Linked DNA regions of Homo sapiens: region 2 is linked to region 1. Evidence: chromatin loops called from intact Hi-C (ENCODE). Cell type or tissue: breast epithelium. All regions are shown on one strand. Each heading gives the region's core, and the rest is flanking DNA. Links, peaks and the distances in the headings are about the cores only. Region 1 overlaps LIFR-AS1 (LIFR antisense RNA 1). Region 2 overlaps LIFR-AS1 (LIFR antisense RNA 1).

Evidence for each region. Hi-C counts contacts between places; a loop is a spot of excess contacts. Peaks named below come from ENCODE experiments on the same cell type or tissue, not always from the same donor. Only the 100,000 strongest peaks of a DNase experiment are listed, where the experiment ranks them.
Region 2: a loop joins it to region 1, with 3.0 times the contacts of the local background. A loop is called at or near these places in 10 of 110 quality-filtered maps.

Annotation. Positions count from the first base shown.
Region 1 is chr5:38,636,918-38,647,136 of GRCh38, forward strand. LIFR-AS1 (LIFR antisense RNA 1) reads left to right here. Exons shown (of 9, transcript NR_103554.1): 3 at 4,012-4,112; 4 at 7,433-7,528; 5 at 9,715-9,797. Among named protein-coding and RNA genes, the nearest start is that of LINC01265, 78 kb to the right of the region's middle. In breast epithelium, for the core only: no CTCF peak of the experiment used is centred there; DNase peaks (open chromatin) are centred at 5,351 and 5,863; H3K27ac peaks cover 3,052 bases.
Region 2 is chr5:38,590,305-38,600,155 of GRCh38, forward strand. It overlaps LIFR-AS1 (LIFR antisense RNA 1), which reads left to right. Exons shown (of 9, transcript NR_103554.1): 2 at 4,618-4,765. It also overlaps a transcript of LIFR not described here. Among named protein-coding and RNA genes, the nearest start is that of MIR3650, 38 kb to the left of the region's middle. In breast epithelium, for the core only: no CTCF peak of the experiment used is centred there; no DNase peak of the experiment used is centred there; H3K4me3 peaks cover 1,287 bases; H3K27ac peaks cover 260 bases.

The DNA.
Region 1 (10,219 bases), core at 1,577-9,576:
AAGGTTTGGGTATTCCTGGAGAGAAGGAGAAATGTCGCTGAGTGTAAAGAAATGAATAAATAGGTTATTAATTGAGGGAAATTCAATATTACATTAACAACTCAAAGGAGTCCCAGAACAAGAGATGACATTGTCTCTTAGCTCAATTATTCCAGATGCCTGAAAGGGTGTATATGTTTTACCAAGATCACTCCTGCTTTTGGAACCTAACAAAATTGAAAGGAAATCTTCAAACCTGTGTGGTCTCACTCTGAGAGACATTCACATATGATGGACTGGACTAATTATTTATGATTATGTATTTTTTTTTGATGTAAGGGGTCCATGGTCAAAAATCAGAGTGTGGGCCGGGCATGGTGGTTCACGCCTGTAATCCTAGAACTTTGGGAAGCCGAGGTGGGTGGATCGCCTGAGGTCAGGAGTTCCAGATCAGCCTGGCCAACATGGTGAAACCCTGTCTCTACTAAAAACACAAAAAATTAGCTGGGCATGGTGGTGCATGTCTGTAATTCCAGCTACTTTGGGAGGCTGAGGCAGGAGAATTGCTTGAACCCGGGAGGGGGAGGCTGCAGTGAGCCAAGATCATGCCACTGCACTCCCACCTGGGCGACAGAGCCAGACTCCGTCTCTAAAGAAACAAACAAAAACCAAGGGTGTGGCCTGTGGTGTTTTTATACATATATATTTATATAGGTATATATAATATATACTGGCTTTCATCCATGGTCCCTGGCTCATAACTCACATAGCCCTTTTTATAATCTTTTGTTAAAATGTTGGGTGTGTTCAGAAACAGCATCTGTCTCTTACCCTCTTTTCACTGCCCCAGGACAGGACTCTAATATTCCTCACCTTTCTGACTGTGGGACTTAAGACCCTCCCCTGAGATAGTCCCACCTTACACCCGCAGGGAAGAAATGCTGATGTCATAAAGCTTCCCTAAAAACCCAAGACCACTGGGTTCAGAGGGCTTTCGGACAGCTGAACGCGTGAAGATTCCTGGAGGCTGGCATACCTCTGGAGGGCATGGGAACCCGTGCCTCTTCCCGCATACCTTGCCCTACCCAGCTCTTCGTCTGTATCCTGTGCAATATCTTTCACAATAAACCACTAATTGTGTTTCCCTGAGTGCTGTGAGCTGCTCCAGCAATTAATTGAACCCAAAATGGGAATTGCAACTTGAAGCCAGTCAGTCAGAAGTTGTGGAGGCCTGGTCTTGTGACTGGTGTGTGGTGGAGTGGGCAGCAGTCCTGGGGACTGAGCCCTCAACCTATGGGATCTGATACTATCTCCAGGTAGATCGTGTTGGACTTGACACCCAACTGGTGTTCACTGCTTTGTGGTGGGGAGAAACTCCCACACCTTTGGTCACAGAAGTCTTCAGTGTGTTGATTGTTGTGGTGGTGTGAGAGTGTTAGGGGTGGCGAATATCTGGGTTATTGATGGGAAATACGTACAGGTCTGCAGCAACCTCAATTCTTGCCTTCCCAGAAGAAAGAGTTCAACTGAGGGGCATAAGGCAGAGAAAGAGACTGAGGCAAGTTTCAGAGCAGGAGAGGACGTTTATTAAAAAGCTTTAGAGCAGGAAAGAAAGGAAAGTACACTTGGAAGAGACTCAAGTGGGTGCTGTGGAGGTCAAATGGGACATTTGACCTTTTGACTTGGGGTTTTATAGGTTGGCATACTCCCGGGGTCTTGTGTCCTTTTTCCCATGATTATTCCCTTAGGGTGGGCCACCCGCATGCACAGTGGCCTGCTAATACTTGAGAGGTGAGCATGCTCAGCGTGTTTACTGGAGTTGTTCAAATTCTTGACTGTGGCATTCTTCTCTTTTCCAGTGGAATGCTCCCAGAAGGTCATACTCCACCATTTTGTCTCTTAATGCGCATGCCTGAGCCTACTCACCCAATTCCTGAGCTGCTGGTTACCAATTTCAAATGTTTTCATCTGTTGTGAAATTGCCTCTCCCTTGCACCTGCAACCAATTATCATTTTTAGAGAGGTAGTGTGACAACTGCCGGACCATCACCTGATGGTCATCTGACATTCCTGGTGGGTCAGGAGGAGCCCTCTTCTGCCTGCTCATGCCTGGCTAGCTAGCTACCATAACAAAATCAGAGGAAAAATGCAGTTTCGGAGAGTTTTTCCTGAAACAAACGGTATTAATCTGTTCTTGGGAAATCTGCCCGAATGACCCAAACACCTCCCATTGAGAATCACCTGCAACATTGGGAATCCAATTTCAACATGAGGTTTGGAGGGGACAAATATTCATACCACAGCAGGCGTGTTTCAATGACTGCACATGGCCCATTTTGCCTTCAGACTAACATTCTGTGCATTTCCCAGTCAGTAGGGGTATGGCTGACATAGATCTAAATCTTGAGGTGATCCTAAACCCAGAACTTTTGTTATGAGCATCGACTTTCACCTTCACTCCACCAAGTCTCTAGCAGGGCTGGGTTACCAACAACATTGTCTTTGTTCACTGTCTTCTTTTCTCAATCCTCTTGCCTCTCCTTCATCCCTCCTGGGGAAGAAATCTTAGAAACACAAAATGCTAAAAAGAGAGAACAGGTGGGACCTCAGCCAGAACAAACGTCCTGGATTGCCCATATACTGATTAACTAATGTTGGCTCTTCTGGAGGTGGCAGCTGAATCTATTGCATATTAGCTGAATTGATCACCCTTAGACTGGCCCTCATTTGCACTCTGAGTTTATAGCAGCACTTTCCAAGTTTGGCTTTTTATCACAGCTTAAACAAATATTTCATGTGTAAAGTACAGAAAAGTGGGCCAATTGCTCTTCTCTGCCTTCTAAGAACAATGAAACTCCTCTCAAACATTTTGCAAGAAACTAACATAATCTCCCCGACTGTGCTGGAAACAGAACACTGAAGAGCCATTTAAGAGTATGAGGCAGCCTGTGTGGTGGCACTGATGAAATGGCCAAGGAACAAAACGCTTGCCCAGATGAGGACTCTTGGTGATAATGTTCCCAGAGAAACAAGGTTCTGAACCGAACCTTTCATCCATTAAACCAGTGTTTGCAAAGTGGCTCCACTGTATCTCCCCATGTCTGATCCTACTGGAACATATGATCCTTCTCCTAAGAGCCTTATCCTTTACCAAGCAAGACAAACACACCCTTGAAACAAATAGAAATCGACTAAGTACTTAACTGAATGATATTGACTCTAAGTGAAGGAGAGTTTCCAGGAAGGGGAATCAACGTGGGCTGAGATGCTGAAAAGGTCTACATGAAGAAGACAGAGGTTAAGCTAAGCTGTGAAGCATGAGTCAGCTTTCAGTAAAGGGAGGAATGAGGAAAGGGCATTGGAGAGGGAGAGAGAGAGAGAGAGTGTGTGTGTGTGTGTGTAAGGAGCAAAGAAGATTCTAAGACAAGGAAGTGCTAATAAGTATGATATACACAATTCACTCAAAATCTTGAACTTCTCCTTGTATTTCATGCAGTTCTCTGCTCCAATTCCTTCTTCTCTCAAGCCCCACCCAACAATTCTATTTTGCTAACTAAATTTTTTTTTACTGTATCTTGTATCCACCAGCCTTATTAATATATGAACTTCAAGTCATTTCTAATGTTTCACATGCAAAAAGAGAGAAGATTCTTCTGTCTTCCAAAAAGAGAGAAGAATCTTCTGCTTTCCAAAAAGAGTGAAGATTCTTCTCTCTTCCAAGAAAGAGAGAAGATTCTTGTGAGTTCCCAGTACAAGGCTGATCACGTGCTCACTAAATACCACCCAGTGGCTGAAATTGAATTTATTTCCCTCAATTGCACATCTCTGAGAGGACCAAGGAGTTTCATGACTGCTATCCTAGCATTTTAAAGAGCAGATGTGAGGGACCAAAATGTTGGTAACAACTATAGAAGAATTTCTGTGAGAGACTAAAGCTCTGAAACTGTAGGGTACATTCAATAACTGGCATTGAAAAGAATGATTTTGTCTTTCTTTCCCTCTCTCTGTCTCTCTCCTTTTCTTTATTTCCAGAATTTTCCACAAATGAGTTCATTTATAAAGAGAAAGGCAAGCTTTGATGACAACACCTTCACAAAATGGAGGCCTTTGAAAACATTGGTCTGGATTGAGGAGTATGTTCCCCTGCCCGGATCTTTCAGTTCCTCCCTACAGTGTATTCAGCTTGATTCCAGCCTGAGTGTCCAGGCAGTTGGTACCCACAGCCCCTTCTGGGCCCCAGGGGAAGGCATCCTTCCCCTCCCTCCTCCCTGAGGCTCTGAGGTGGCTGGCCTCCTGCCTGGCTGTGCCAGAAAGCAGCATGACCACCAGCACTACTGTGGTTAGGACAAGAAGAAAATCTCGGGCATTCACAGCTAAACTATGGTTTGAGAAATGCTGGCGACTAAGGGTTGGCTGGGTAAAGGAATAAGAATAGCAGCTGCAATGCACTCTTTGACTCTGCCTCTCCCAAAACAGTCCCTAAAAGGACCATAGAAAGGATCACAATGTTCACGGCTGGGCTTGGCATAGTCTTAGTCCTGGGGTGAGGGCTGGTGAGAAACCCACAAGGGTTTCTTTTGGGGTCTTTCTGAGGGTACTAAAGGGAGTCTCATGGCCCATCCTACTTCTAAGTAGCACTCTTTTGGCCCTAAGAAAGACCTGCTGGAAGTCAGGATTTTTTTTCAGTCCAGTTTAAAATCCCAGATGAAATTAGCCGAGTGTGGTGGCATGCGCCTGTAATCCCAGCTACTTTGGAGGCTGAGGCAGGAGAGTCGCTTGAACCCAGGAGGCAGAGGTTGCAGTGAGCTGAGATGGCGTCACTGCACTCCAGCCTGCGTGACAGAGTGAGACTCTATCTCAAAAAAATAAAATAAAATAAAATCCCAGATGTCTCTTCCATTGAAGACAACGAGGAAGCATTGTCCCCTTTATTTCAGCCCTTGAGTCACATCAGCATGTGCTGGTGGGACCTTAGGGTCCGCATCACCAAGTCGAGTAAGGAATCCGTCCATGTTAGTTAGGTTTTTTCTTTCCATTGGTTCTTTTCACAGTAGAACCAAAGTAGAACATGCTTCTGCCACTAGTACACATGTCTGGCTTCTAGATAAGGAAACTAACTTTTTCTGTCCTAACTCACAGCTGTATTTAGGCTCTAAGGATCTGGGAAACAGAGATGTGACAGGTCCCCTTTTTCTGCTTCATCTTCTCTTTAAAACAAATAGGACTGGACGTGGGCAAACATATCTGTAGCAAAAGATTGAACACTGAATCAGGGTCATGTGCTCCATGCTCCTTAGTTATTTTTATTCATTTAAGGGAATGAGAAAAAGCAAAGGAGGCCCTCAGGACATGAAAATTAAATGTGGCAGCTGAAATTGGCATCTGCAGGCGCAGCTCAAGCAGGCTGGCGTCCGCTAAGCAAGGCGTTTAAAAGGAGTTGAGGCTGCTCTAACCAAACTGAAGAAAACCTGGGCAGGGGCTGTTTAAAGGAAACAAGTTCCCTCTCTTCTTAGGACTAAGCTTGCGTACTGTCTTCCAGCTAAGGAGAATAAGGGGGGCTTGTTTAAAGGGCATTCAATGTCAGTGACTGTTTTTTCTCCATAAAGACTGACAGTTTAAAGAGAATCTGTTGGCAGGCTGATTGCAATCTTGTTTGTACCAGAGCAATAGGAATCTTGGTTATAAATATGCAAAGCATCATGAAAAGATTAAGGCTCAGTGGCTGGGGTGCAAATTGGTCTGGGCTGTTTACTGCATGAGGAATGCCTTCCCTCCGTCCTCCTCTCCCAGTGCAATCCCACACACAGAGACAAATACCTTGCCATGTCCCACTCTCCTGCTTCCCAGGGCTTATTCTGGTGTGGGCCTGGCTCTGGGGAAAGATTCACACCTGGGCAGGAAGGACAAGGTGGAGAGAGGGCAGAGAAGGAAATGAGCTCCCTGACCCAGGACCTGGCCTGCTATAATTTTTGGCTCAAATAGAGTGGGTTGTTATTGGACTAACCACGAATTTGGGCCTGCTTCAGTGATTTCTGAGAGATGAGAGGAAGTAGTGAAAACTCAGTGTTCACTCCAGCCTGGACAGGTATCCTTAGGGCCAGGCCAAATTCTGTTTTAGAAAAGGGAGATTAACTATGTGAGGAAGTCCCAGGGTTGGCATCCTGGTTCTGTCATTTAGGGGGCCCTGGGTCCTTGGGCAAGTAGCTCGGCTCGTCTCCTCACACCACCTTTCTGTGTCCTGCCAAGGTTGTTGTGTGTGAGGATGAAAGGAGACAATGAGTATAATGCATCATGCCTGGGACATGGGAGGCACCCAGTCAATGGAAGCTATGACTAGAAGGTCTGAACAAGGAGTGGCAGCGAATGGTAGGAATTGTAGGACTTTCTCCTCAGTTCAGCTAAAAACTGGGTCCTTGTCACATGACCAGTTAGGCACGCAGACACTTCGAAGGGTGATGGGGTTATGAAATTTATTGGGCGAAAAGGAAAAAGACTCTCAGCAAAGTGAGAGGGGTTCCTGTTAACAGGCCCCCATCTCACAGATTGAATTCCAGGTTACCACACAGGAACAGGAGGGCCAGGCTCCTCCTTCCTGCAAACGGGGTCAATTTCCATGCCTCCATTCTGTTTTCCCAGTGCGCAGACCGATTGGAGATGCGATTCTCCGGGGACCGTTTATACTTGGCTGTCTCAGAATGGTCATTCACTGCACTGTCCATCTGTCCTGTGGCTTCCCAGGAGTTTAAGGAGTTTACTTAAAACCCTTTTCCTGGCTTTGCTCTGTTCTGCTGTTCAGTCTCCCATCAGCCTGGGCCTGCTTCTGCCTGCTGCCATTCTTATGCCAAGTCTTAATGTGCACTCGCTCCCTTCACGAGCACCTTTGAATTTCTAATCCTTTTGTCCCCACATCTCCTGCCTTGTCACTTTCCTCAAGGAAACAGGTTATAAAGCACTGGAATGGGGTGGAGACATTGTCTCCTTCATTCAGTTCAAAGTTCTTTTAAATCTTTGAGTGCCAGATCCCAGGAATTTCTTAGCCTACATTGGTGAAGGGATTGGCTCATGGATGCTTCGCTTGTTTCTGTAAGAAGCGAGTCTAGAATTTAGTCTCCTAAATGTGAAAGAGACAGCAAGAAGAATCATTCTATCAGGGCAGAGTGTAGGGAAACCCTAAGGCATAGTGCAGTAACCTGGAGCAAGTGGTCGCTGAAGATAGTTAGCACCCCTAAGCCAAGAGGGGCCGGGGAGGGACTGCCTGGCAGGGGGTGTGGTCTGCCATGGAGGGAGGCTGACAGCCTGGGTCCACCTTACTAGAGAGGAAAGAGGGGAAAAAATACCCTAGCCTCACTCTCCCCACTCCTCAGATCTGCCTGTGTTCCCTATGGGCTGAATCCCACAGGAGTTAGAGGGAATGGACCCCTGTGGCAATCCCTATGATCAGCCTTCCTCTCAGGTTGGAGAAGAATGAAGTGCACATCAACCAAACAGAAGAGAAGCAATTTGGAGGAGGAAAAAATCAGTTCTTCATGAAAGGATCACATTGATCTTGGTAAGTGTAAACTCTAGATGCCCATATGGTTTGGCTGTGTCCCCACCCAAATCTCATCTTGAATTGTAGTTCCCATAATCTCCATGTGTTTTGGGAGGGGCCCCATGGGAGGTAATTGAATCCTGGGGGCAGTTATTCCCATGCTGCTGTTATCATGATAGTGAGTGAGTTATCATGAGATCTGATGGTTTTATAAGGAGCTTTTCCCCACTTGCTTGGCACTTCTCCTTGCTGCTGTCATGTGAAGAAGGACATGTTTGCTTCTCCTTCTGCCATGATTGTAAGTTTCCTGAGGCCTCACCATCCCTGCAGAACTGTGAGTCAATTAAACCTCTTTCCTTTATAAATTACCCAGTCTAGGGTATGTCCTTATAGCAACGTAAGAACAGACTAATACACCATGTCAGTGAGCCCTCACCCTCTGAACATACAATCTACTAATTCCTACTAATTTCTTTTGCAGAGTCTCTCCAGCAAAATATCAAATTTCCATTGTACAATTTCTTGTTTAAAGAGACTGTCAGTTGTTTATGACTATATTCAGAAATTTACAAATAAATAAACTAGAGTTATTACAACAAACAAAACACTGTTTGGCAAGTATATCAGTAAAGATTGCAACAATGAAATGACCAAAGTCACCTACCTAGTGAGCAAAGAGCCTTACTATGATATTTTTCCATGTGGCTTACCTCCCTCAGAAAAGCTGAGGTATATCAAGCACACCTACCCCTGATACCCTATTCTTTGTAACACCTCCATCCATGAATAAAGTGGACATAGAGTTCCCAGTCACTTCCTTTCCTGACATGCTCCCTTTTTCTTCGCAACCACTGTCAGGTCAACCAAAGCTTGCAATTTCTAGTTTTCCCATCTACTGGATTAACAATGAAGAGCATAGACTTTTCTCTGGCAGCATTTTTTCGCTGTGCTGATTGAAGGTTAAAAATCCTTGTATGGAAGCTTTTTGTAGGTTGGGTTTCCTGGAGACAGACCCTGAGACAGAGAGTTGCATGCAGAAGGTTTACTGGGGGAGTGTTGGGAGAAACAATGTCAGGAGCTGAGGAAGGCAGGATTGGACAAAGACAGAAGCTGATCCACAACATAGCTGCAATAGGAGTCTCAGCCCTTCCTGTGGGAAGCTTGGGAGCTGGGATGGCCTTTCAGAGATGTCCTAACTGAAGCAAATGTGCCAGCCTTTGTTTCTTCACATCAGTCAGTTTCCTCACAGTCAGATGGCCACTGGCCATCTCTGGGAGAGAGTGCAACCTTAAGTGAAGGAGTTCTCTGTAGCCAAGGGCAATTCCCAGTGAGCCATGTAGTCATGAATTGTCAGCAGCTGAGAGTCCCAGCAGCTGGAACATGAGTGCATTGCCTCTTAAGAGAGAACCCTGATAGAGCCCCATAGCATCCCCTCATCCCACATAGATCCTCTCAGGTTCCAGTGAGTCTTGTTCCTTATGAAAACTTGGACACTCCAGTGGGATGAGCTCTAGCCTTGCTGCTGCAGCTGCCTTCACATTCGTAATGGAAGCTCATTGTCTTTATCCTCTACCACTCATTCTGGGTTTGTCTCACCCTCAGCCAGCACTTCCGTTGGTCTAGGTGGCTAGTCTGGGGGAGTGCCTAGACCCTCAGCCCTGGGGAATCTAAGGCCCTGGTTATCAGGTCCTTTTCAGGCTATGGCTGCTTTACCTGAATGTATACGCTAAATGTAGGCAGGGAAGAGCCACAAGACAGCACAGCCAAGGCCTTATGGGCAGGAAAGGCAAGCCCATGCCTAGGATAAGTATCAATCCTAGTCAAGATGAATTGTTCCTCCATCTAGGATTGAAAAGATTCAAACGGATTGATTTGGTACCAAAAGACTGGTTGCTTTCATTGAGTGAGGGTGCCATATTGGGAACCCATTACCCTTTGTTGCTGGCAGGTTGGATGGACACTCAGCAGCATCCATAGTTAAATCAGCTTTTGTGAGTGTGCTGTTGGGGCTATGCATGAGCCTTCATTTCTGCCATCATGGCTACTCTGCTCATGAATCCACTGTGTAAGCACTGGGGTGGAAAAGAAAAGAGGCTGCCTGATGTCTACTAGCCAAGTCAGTTTGTTATTTAGCGCCTCTTCTGCAGTATATGCTATCTGGTGGGCATTAACAAAATCTTCACAATTTGTGTGCACCCCCATAGGTTCATCCCAGTGCCTCCTCTGCAGACAATCTTGTCCTCAGTCTTTCAATTGTTTTCTTCCCATGCCCTGACAAGCGAACCAGGTAATTGGCTGCATACCCTGTCTCCAAGGACCATACCAACTCTCTTAGGTTTGGTAGCATGGAAACCAGACTCTGAGACAGAGAGTTGTAGGCAGAGGTTTATTTTGGATAGCACTCATGAGATACAACTTTAGGGAATTGAGGGAAGCAGGATTGGAAAGGGGACAAATTGAATGGGGTTTGACTTCTTTATCCTCATGTCAGTCATCGGCCCCAGGCTGCCCCAGGCAGGAGCTCATAATCTTGAATAAGACATAGCTTCAGCTTAGATGGCAATTTCTAGTAAGGGACATAGCTATGTATTGTCAACAAACAATATTTTCAATAGCTGGGAAATGGTTGTGTCAGCCCTGAAGAAGTGATCTAGGTAGTATACCACAGTATCCACTATAATGTTATATTATCAATTTTTTTTTTCCAAT
Region 2 (9,851 bases), core at 1-8,000, 48 kb before region 1:
CAAGCATGGGGGGAAGGGACTGGGAAGTAAGAGGGAGATGAAAGTAGGGAGGTGGGAAAATACTTGGTAACTTTTCCTTGGACCCTAGAGACCCGTGTACCATTGTAAACATCATTTGGGTATCTCCTTTGACACTGCCTCTGTTGTCTGTGCCTGGCATAACATGGAAAGGTAAAGCAGTGGTCCTGTGATATTTTAGGTAACTAAGGACCACCTATGACTGATAATCAAGAGGCAAATACTGTTTCAATGATGACCGTGAATAACAATTAGAAGAAGAGCTATTATTTATGAAGAGCTTATTGCATGTCCACCGCCACCATCATCATCATCAAAATTCATTAGCATGTATTGAGTCCTCACTATGTACCAGACACTGTTCCAAGCTCTTTGCAAGTATTATCCCACTAAATTTGTACAACTATTCAGTCAAGTAGATACCATTATTATCTCCCCTTTATAGAAAGCAGGAACTAAGACAAAGGCAGAAACATTACTTGTCCAAGCACACAGCATTCAAACCCGGGGATCTGACACCAGTGACTGCAAATGACTTACACATTTCATTCAAAAGATTGTTGTTGACTCCCTTTTATATGCCAGGTTCTATGAGGAGGTGGTGAAGCAATGTTGAGAAAAAGTTGACATAAATCCTGTCCTTATGGAATGTACAGTCAGCTGAGGGACAGTAGTCAAATGATGATATAAATAAATGTAGAACTGTAATGGTGCCAAGGATTCTGAAGGAAGGGCTTGCAGCACTGTAATAGTATCTGTCCAGAAGACCTGCCCTAGTTTCATTTAATCTTCACAACAACCCTATCCCTATTTTGTACATTGGAACTGCAGAAGCAAGGTTTAGGGAGAGACAGGAAAGCCCTCTAGGCACTTGCCTAAGGGCAATCTAGTCAAACCTTCCCAAGTTATGAATCAATTTTTTCACTCTGGGCCATGTCACATTTTAGTTGCCATTAGCAAATCATTTCGCTTAGAAGCCTAAGTGGTAATTATGTGCACATTAAGGGATCCAGAATACTGATTTTACTTTAGTACAACTCACACTTTTTTGTATGCAAAGATTTCCCACTGCTCATATAACAGACACCAGGCATTTAACTGACTGCTCACATGGGCATGCAGGCAAGAGGTATTCAGCTGAGGACTCCACACTAATGTTTTGGACTTAACGTTATGCTTTAACTTTTCATCTGTTTTGTAGAATGTAGAATTTGGCTTAATGACTATGTTTATTTCTGTTCAAAGCACTGGAAATAAAAGGTTTGTGCAGATGTTTGAAGGACACCATATAGACTATTCACAAACTTTTGTGGTCAGTTTAGCCACCATGGTCAGGCCCAGTGACTCACTCTAAACTGAGTTTTGTTGTTTCTTAAAATATTGTTTTGCTCTTGTCCTCAGGAAAGTTGGTGTATTCGTCACAAACATTGCTAGGTGGGAGAAGGGGGTGACAGGAGGTGGGATAATGTGAAACAGTCTGTGTGACGAAAGTTTGTTTCAACTTTCCTAGTTATTCCTAAGACTGTGTTTGACCTAAAGAGCATTTTGATCTAGAAGACACCTTAAATTGGAGGGTCTAGTGAAAACCTGCATGCTGTGAAGCAGAGAGCTGAGTCTCTGAGAGATTCAGTGATATCACCAATGCCCTGGACTGGTTGGTGGCACAGACATGCTTACCACTAACTCCAGCCTCCCAAGAACCACAATCCATAGTTCCTTAACTCCACTCCATGCTGACTCTTGGACTTAAACTCTTAATTTCTTTTGGTGTTATTATTTCTTCCCTTCTCTCCTTTTCATGCCTTAAAGGTGGTGCCACAATCATCTGAACTGACATATATTAGCCCACTAACTATGGCCTTGTAGTTTTTGCCAAATAAAGCATTAGTTATGTAACTCTACTCTGTTTTCTGGGAGTATAGAGTTTTAAACAGAAAATTTTAAAGAAATTGGAAATTTCTTTAAGAAAAAAAAAGAGGAAAGAATTAAAAGGTATAGACAAGCAACATCAACTAGCTTCATAAATTAAAGAAATTTTAAGTACATTATGTAAGGCTGGGCACAGTGGCTCACGCCTGTAATCCTAGCACTTTGGGAGCCTGAGGTGGGCAGATCAGCTGAGGCCAGGAGTTTGAGACCAGCCTGGCCAACATGACAAAACCCTGTCTCTACTAAAAACAAAAAATTAGCCAGGTGTGGTGGCACATGCCTGTAATCTCAGCTACTCAGGAGGCTGAGGCACAAGAAATGCTTGAACCTGGGAGGTGGAGATTGCAGCGAGCTGAGATTGCGCCACTGCGCTCCAGCCTGGGCGACAGAGCGAGACTCCGTCTCAAAAAAAAAAAAAAAAAAAGTTACGTGAGACGGCACCATATGTGCACATTTTTTCTATTTTTTTAGAAAAAACTAATAGTTTAATTAAATTAAACTAATACTTTTAAAACTATTTTTAGTTTGTATGGATATATAATGGTTGTACATATATTTGCAAATTTAATGGTAATAAATGTGACGGACATAGTAGCTGACTATTTCAGCAATGGGGTCAGGAACAATTGTATCTTTCCTGATTAGCCAGGAAAGAATCAAGGAGAAGGAGCAGCTGGGCGTGGTGGCTCACGCCTGTAATCCCAGCACTTTGGGAGACCGAGGCGGATAGATCACGAGGCCAGGAGTTCAAGACCAGCCTGACCAACATGGTCAAACCCTGTCTCTACTAAAATTACAAAAATTAGCCAGGCATGGTGGTGCACGCCTGTAATCCCAGCTACTCAGGAGGCTGAGGCGGGAGAATCCCTTGAACCCAGGAGGCGGAGGTTGCGGTGAGCCGAGGTCGAGCCACTGCACTCCAGCCTGGGTGACAGAGCTAGACTCTGTCTCAAAACCAAAAAACAAAACAAAACAAAACAAACAAACAAAAAACATAAAAAAGGCAGGGGAGGGGAAGATGTCCAGTATGAAACTGGGGGGGATGTTAATGAATTCTGTTAGAATGGGGAATCTGGCATAGGTAAAAACTTAAACCTATGCTGTCTAATACAATTGTTGCTTGCCACATGGAGTTAAGTTTAAATTATTCAAATGAAATGTAACTTAAAAATTCAGTTCTGTCACATGAGACACATTTCAAGTGCTCAATAGCCACATGCAGCTAGTGGCTATTATATTGGACCACACAGGTGTAGAATATTCTCATCATTGCAGAAAATGCTTTCAGACAGGGCTGACATAGAAGATGCATCAGAGAAGAGGAGGGGGATAGACGGGTGGGTAGATGAGAGGGGCACATAAGGTAATTGCAACAGAATGAATGTTTATGTCTCCCCCAAATTCATATGTTAAAATCCTAACCCTTAATGTGATGGCATTAGCAGGTGGGGCCTTGGGGAAGTGATTAGATTGTGAGGGTAGAGGCCTCATGAGTGAGATTAGTGCCCTTATAAAAGGGACCCCAGACAGCTCCCTTGTCCCTTTTGCTATGTGAAGACATGATAAGAAAACGGTCCTCTAAGAACGAGGAAGTGGGTGCTCACCAGGCTCTGATTCTGCCTGGTGCCTTGATCTGGGAATTACCAGCCTACAGATCTGTGAGAAATAAATGATTTTTGTTTAAGCTACCCAGACTATCGTATTTTTGTTACAGCAGCCTAAACAGAAAAAAATAGAAACGTTTACCAGGAAAAGTATATGCTAGATGGATAAGGGGAAACAAGAGAGACAGGACACACGGACGTGATCCAGGGAAAGGTCTTGAATTGGGTTAGAGCTTGGATTCAAGGCATTGGCTGGCTGCGATAAAACCTTTGCGCATGTTTTTTTAAATGGTGTTCCTCTGGGCAGAAGCATCCTGTGGTTTTGGCTAGTAGACAGTTCTTTGTGCAAAGAAAAAAGTGTACTTTCCTCAAAACGATGGAGATGGTTAAAAGATCAGTGGTTGTCAGGGCCTGGAGAAGGCAGGGAAGAAAAGAAGGATGAACAGATGGAGCACAGCAGAGTTTTAGCAATAGCAATGAAGCTATTGTAAGATACTATAACGGTGCATATATGTCATCACACGTTTGTCAAAACCCATAGAATGCACAACACGAAGAGTATACATAGTATACATAGTAATGTATACCATGAACTTTGGTTCATACTAATCTATTAATATTGATTCATCAATTGCAACAAATGTACCACACTAACATAAGATGTTACTAACAGGGGAGACTGGGAGTGGGGTGGACAGGGTGGGCAGGGGTATATGAAGCTCTCTGTACTTTGTGCTCTGGCTTTTTATAAACCTAAAACTGCTCTAAGAAATAAGGTCTAGTAATGAAAAATAAAAAGGGAAGCTATTTAACTATTTCTCATAAAATATTTTCAGGCACTCTAAAAGTCTTCATGTTCACATACACAATGACATGACAATAAAACACACTAATCTGGTTTTAGCTGATAATCTAATGTAGTTATATGTGATTCTATCAATATCTGACATGGAAAAAAAGCGAAACAATGTACCTTCCTCTAGGTTTCCACAGAGCAGCTTCAGGCATTCATCTTGGTGAGCAGTGTGCAAGCTGGATTTTCCTAACCACTTGCTCTCTTCCTCAGGTGTCTGTGCGGTGCAGAAACTGTACAACTGTATACAGTGACCATTTCTACTCTGGGTCTCTAAACAAGGGCTGGTATCGTTACAGAGACTGAAGACTGAGGAAGACCATCTCTGTAGGATGCCAAGGATTGACTGGAGAAAGTCTGGGTAAGTACAGGTCACAGGAAACCACACAAGAAATACACTTTTGTAGGACAAAGAGGTAAGGTCAGAGCCCTGAGAGACCCTCACAACTGGTATTAAAGCAGAGTGAAAAGAAATCTAAAGGGGGGACAGGTCTAAGGGGACATGGGACACAAAGCCAGGAAGGAAGGAAGCAAACCCCAGCAGTGCTGTACCTGGAGGGCGATGAATGAGTCGCAGAGGCTCCCTTTCTGAGCTGGGATTAGGAGTTGATAATGGTCTTGCAAGTGCAGTTCTGCAGAGCGAAAGGGCCCGGTGCCTTGCAGCAGAGACACGTTCTGGGAGAGAGGGTTAGGATTTGAGTAAGTTCACACTAGGAGGCTATATATACATGTGTGGCATTGCCCAGGGACTGGAGGGAAAGAGGAGAAGGAAATGCATCACAACAATGACTGGAATGCATCAGCAGTGCAAAACAAAACTCTTGGGAAAACCAAATTGTGTCTTGGATTGTGGTTCAAGGAACTAGTAATGGGATAAAAAGCTTTTGCCTCCAGGCCAGCAGCATGAGTCCAACCCAGGTTAGGAGTCAGCAGTGTGTTTCAGATGTCAGTGTGAAAGGAATCCATGGGGCCAATCTAACCTTCTAGTATTAGAGTAATCCTGAAAACCACAATAGGTCTTTTTTTTTTTTTTTTTTTTTTTGAAACAGAGTCTCGCTCTGTCTCCCAAGCTGGAGTGCAGCGGCTCGATCTCGGCTCACTGCAAGCTCCGCCTCCCGGGTTCCTGCCATTCTCCTGCCTCAGCCTCCCGAGTAGCTGGGACTACAAGGCGCCCGCCACCGCGCCCGGCTAATTTTTTTGCATTTTTTCAGTAGAGACGGGGTTTCACCGTGTTAGCCAGGATGGTCTCGATCTCCTGACCTCGTGATCCACCTGCCTCGGCCTCCCAAAGTGCTGGGATGACAGGCGTGAGCCACCGCGCCCGGCCCACAATAGGTAATCTTAGCAGCCTGCTTCATGAGATGACTGGGAAGGGAAGATGAATTGTGATACTGGCTCATTCTTAGCCACGGAGGGAGCCTCTTTAGAATAAGACTGGAGCAATATGGACAATTTGTACCACTCCTTTATATATAGGCCAATGCTCCTCGAAGCTTGATTCATGGACCAGTTGCACCCAAATCACCCTGGGCTGCTTATTAGCAATGCAAACTTTCCTGGGTCCACTCTAGACCAAGTGAATCTGCATCGTTAGGTATGGGATCTGGGAATCTGCATTTTAGCTTCTTATGTGATTCTTGTGTACACCGAAGTTTGAAGATTATTGGGGCAGATCAGAGGTTCTCAAACTTTAGCAAGCATGAGAATCACATCACTTAAAGGGCTTGTGAGCTTACAGGTGCCTGGGCCCCACCTCCAGAGTTTCCAATTCACTATCTGGGATGGGGCTTGAGAAGTTACATTTCTAAAACATTTCCAGGTCATGCTGCTGGACTAGAGACCACACTTTGAGAACCATTGCTGTAAATAGAGCTCTTTACCTGGCTCGGACAGTGTAAAATCGCCCTTACCATTCATCCACATAATTCAGCTAGCTTCTACCATCCTGTCATATAGATGACTAACACCCATGACCTCTTTTTCACCTTGTTAGATAACTTCCAGTTTTAAATTGACAATATGAAAAACGATCACACCTGGTCAACCCTAATCTTGTATATTGTTCTGGTTCCAAATGTTTATATTATTATCAACACTGTCCTTTCCTCATTTTTGGCGGTGACCTGTTCAACTTTGTGTTACCTTGGGCTTCAAAATGCAAAATCAGCTCCTTTCTTTGCTTGCCATAAGAAATGGCATGCAAGAAAAAAAAAAAATGCTTCCAAAATAGAGGAACCTGAAAATATTCTGAAATTCAGAAGGTGTTATTTTGGGGAGCCTTTCTGGGACAGGATGTCCCCATCATCAGCTAGAGGAAGCCCAGCTTCTGATAAACAAAGTTGTGCCTTGCACAGATCAAAGGGAGCCATTTATTGAAGGAAGGGATGGAAGTATTTGATGAGGCCCTTCTGCAGACTCCCTGTAAACAGGATAAACCCTATCAATGAAAGCTTATACTCAGCCAGGCCACAGTCCCCAGGAACAATGGAGCAACAAGAACATTGGGTGGTGAGGAAAGAGCCTTGGTCCAGACAAGATTGTTCTGCCAAGAGAATGGCCGTAAACAGGATTAGTTGTAATGAGATTATGAACTTAGGACCTGGAGGCCTGAGCTGGAGAGTTCAGTGTTACATAAAGAAAAGACACAGAAGTAGCTCGTGGGGTGAGAGGATGCCAAAAGGACAAGGACTTTTCCTTCCTAGCATCCCTCTAGCCCAGGGGTGCCATCTCTCTGGGGAGGAAAAATTAGTCACTGTAATTGCACATATTGCTTGTGGGAGTAGACAAACTAGGGACTAAAGCACCAAAGTAGTGGGCCTCAATTAGGGGATGCTGGCAATGTCTGAAGACATTTTTGGTTGTCACAACTGGGTGAGGTAGTGCTACTAGCATCCAAAGGCAGAGGCCAGGGATGCTGCTCAGTATCCTACAATGCACAGGACAGCCTTGCACAACTAAGAAATATCCAGCCCCAAATGCAGAGGTTGAGAACCCCTGTGCTGGAGTGACGGAGAGGGAATCCAGCTAGGATGCTGGTAGATGACCAGCTGGAGACGGAGCGTGGCAGTGGTGGGGAGGGAAGGGGCAAGTATTTCATGGGCTTAGTCTAGAGGGACTTCACATTAGCAGTCCTCAGAAGGTGAAAGTTGGTTGTTGAGTGGGGGTGCATGGAGCAAGAAAGTTATTTATTTTATGCATAAAGCACATACAGTGCATAAGGACATAGACAGCATTTCTGGGGTATTCAAGTTTCATGGGGATTGGTGGGGTGCTTGGGAAAATAATGTCTAAAAAGGCTCCTTAGGAGGTGATAATAAGAAAAAAAAAGGTTGAGAAACACTGATTAGACTCTAGAAATTCACCCACTTTCCCCAGCTGCATCCAGGATTCACATGGTGGGATCTTTCTAAGAAACAAATCTATGGCAGTGACTCCATGGCTATGACTGGTTTCTTATTGCCTTCAGGATAAAATAGAAATATCCTTGTATTTTAAGGCACCTCTTTTTTTTTTTTTTTTTTTTTATTTATTTATTTATTTTTTTTTTTTTTCTTTTTAGAGGGAGTCTCGCTGTGTCGCCCAGGCTGGAGTACAATGGTGCAATCTCGGTGCTCTGCAACCTCCCCCTCCCGAGTTGAAGCATTTCTCCCACCTCAGCCTCCAAAGTAGCTGGAATTACAGGCATGCACCACCATGCCTGGCTAATTTTTGTATTTTTGTAGAGATGACGTTTCACCATGTTGGTCAGGCTGGTCTTAAACTCCTGACCTTAGGTGATCCGCCTGCCTCGGCCTCCCAAAAGGCACACTTTCAATCTGGCTCCTGCCACATTCTACCTAACATTCCTAGTGTCAGCCATAGTGAATCACTGATAGCTGTTCCCAACCCACTGAGCTTTTTCTCTGCAGGCCTGCATCACCCGCTCCTGCCCCTTCCCCTGACACCCCTCAAGTGGCTAACTGCTACTCCTTCTCAGCTCCTCCACGAGGTCTGCCCTAACTTCCTCAACACTGGGCTGCTTACCCCTTTTCTGCACTTCCCCTAGCATAGGATGTATCTTACTCCTATTGTAGCATTGTTCCCACTTTGCTATAATAATTTACTTCCTTGTCCGTAAGGAACTCTTAGGCAGGCTTCTATGCCTAGCACAATGCCTGGTGCATACTGAAACCTCAATAAATATTGGTTAAAACCATAAGATAATTTGCACTCATTATCTCCTTTCATCCACTTAACCTCCTTTGAGATAGCTATGATTATCCTTATCTTGTAGAAAAGTGCATGGATTTCTCAGTTGAGGAATGGGTATAACCTTCTTCTATGCCCTCTTCTGGGTCCTAAACCTTATCTAGACCTATGGCCAGAAAAGAGAATGAGCAGGCTTCCCCCAGGAGCTGTTACCAGTAGAAAGAGCATAACTTAGAAATGAGTCACAGAAAAAACAAAGAGTAAAGACAGAAAGTGAGTCAGGGATAAGGGTTTTATAAATACAAGTGTTTCCCATTCTGACATCTATAGGATAAACCAAAGGCAGCACCTAGCTCTCCAGGAAACAGTTTGAAACCCATTGCCTTAAAGTCCTAGAGCTAAGATATGCATTTTCAATAGAGTGACCCCAAACTGGACTTTCTGGCACCATTACTGAAAGGGTCACTGGCTCAGTTACAGAATCCACAGGGTATGATAATAGTTGAGATGGAAGTCCTCAGGGTGCAGTTTGAAGCATAGACCTTGAGAACCTGGAGATCAGCGGGAAGGTCAGGACCCAAGGCACAGTTCAGGAGTCATCATTAGTACATAGGGCCTATGTTACAGGTGGTCTTTGAAGCTGTGAGAGTGAATGAAATTAGAGAGGGATAAAAGTGTGGAGTGGAAACACGGCTGAGTATGGAAAGTGCCAAATAATCTCCCACTGTCTTGCATTTTCAGTTACTTTTTTAATCTATAGCTTATCTTCTCAATTAGTTTACAGACTCCTTGGTGTTGGGGACAGCTTTAGGTACTTTAAAAAATTTTAAAGATGCTTAAGAATTTAATTAACAAATTAATTAAACCTTTTCCCTCCATCATTAAACTTCTGGAAATAGCTGTAAACCAAAAATAAAATTCTAAACCTTCTGACCATGTGAATGGCCTCATCCTCTCAGTAAGGGCATTCCAAAGTTAACCTGAAAAACTAGTTCAGGCCATGATGGGAAGGGAGGGTCAGACATGCCTCATTGTACCTTCCTCCCTTTTAGAAATACTGATAGAACAGACTCTTTAAGTCTGATAAGAAACATTTTTACAATCTATTCTCTCTGAAGCTTGCTACCTGGGGGCTTCATCTGTATGATAAAACCTTGGTCTCCACAATCCCTTATCTTAACCCAGACATTCCTAAGTCTTTAGACAATAACTTAACTCTTTCAACCAATTGCCAATCAGAAAATCTTCTAATCTACCTA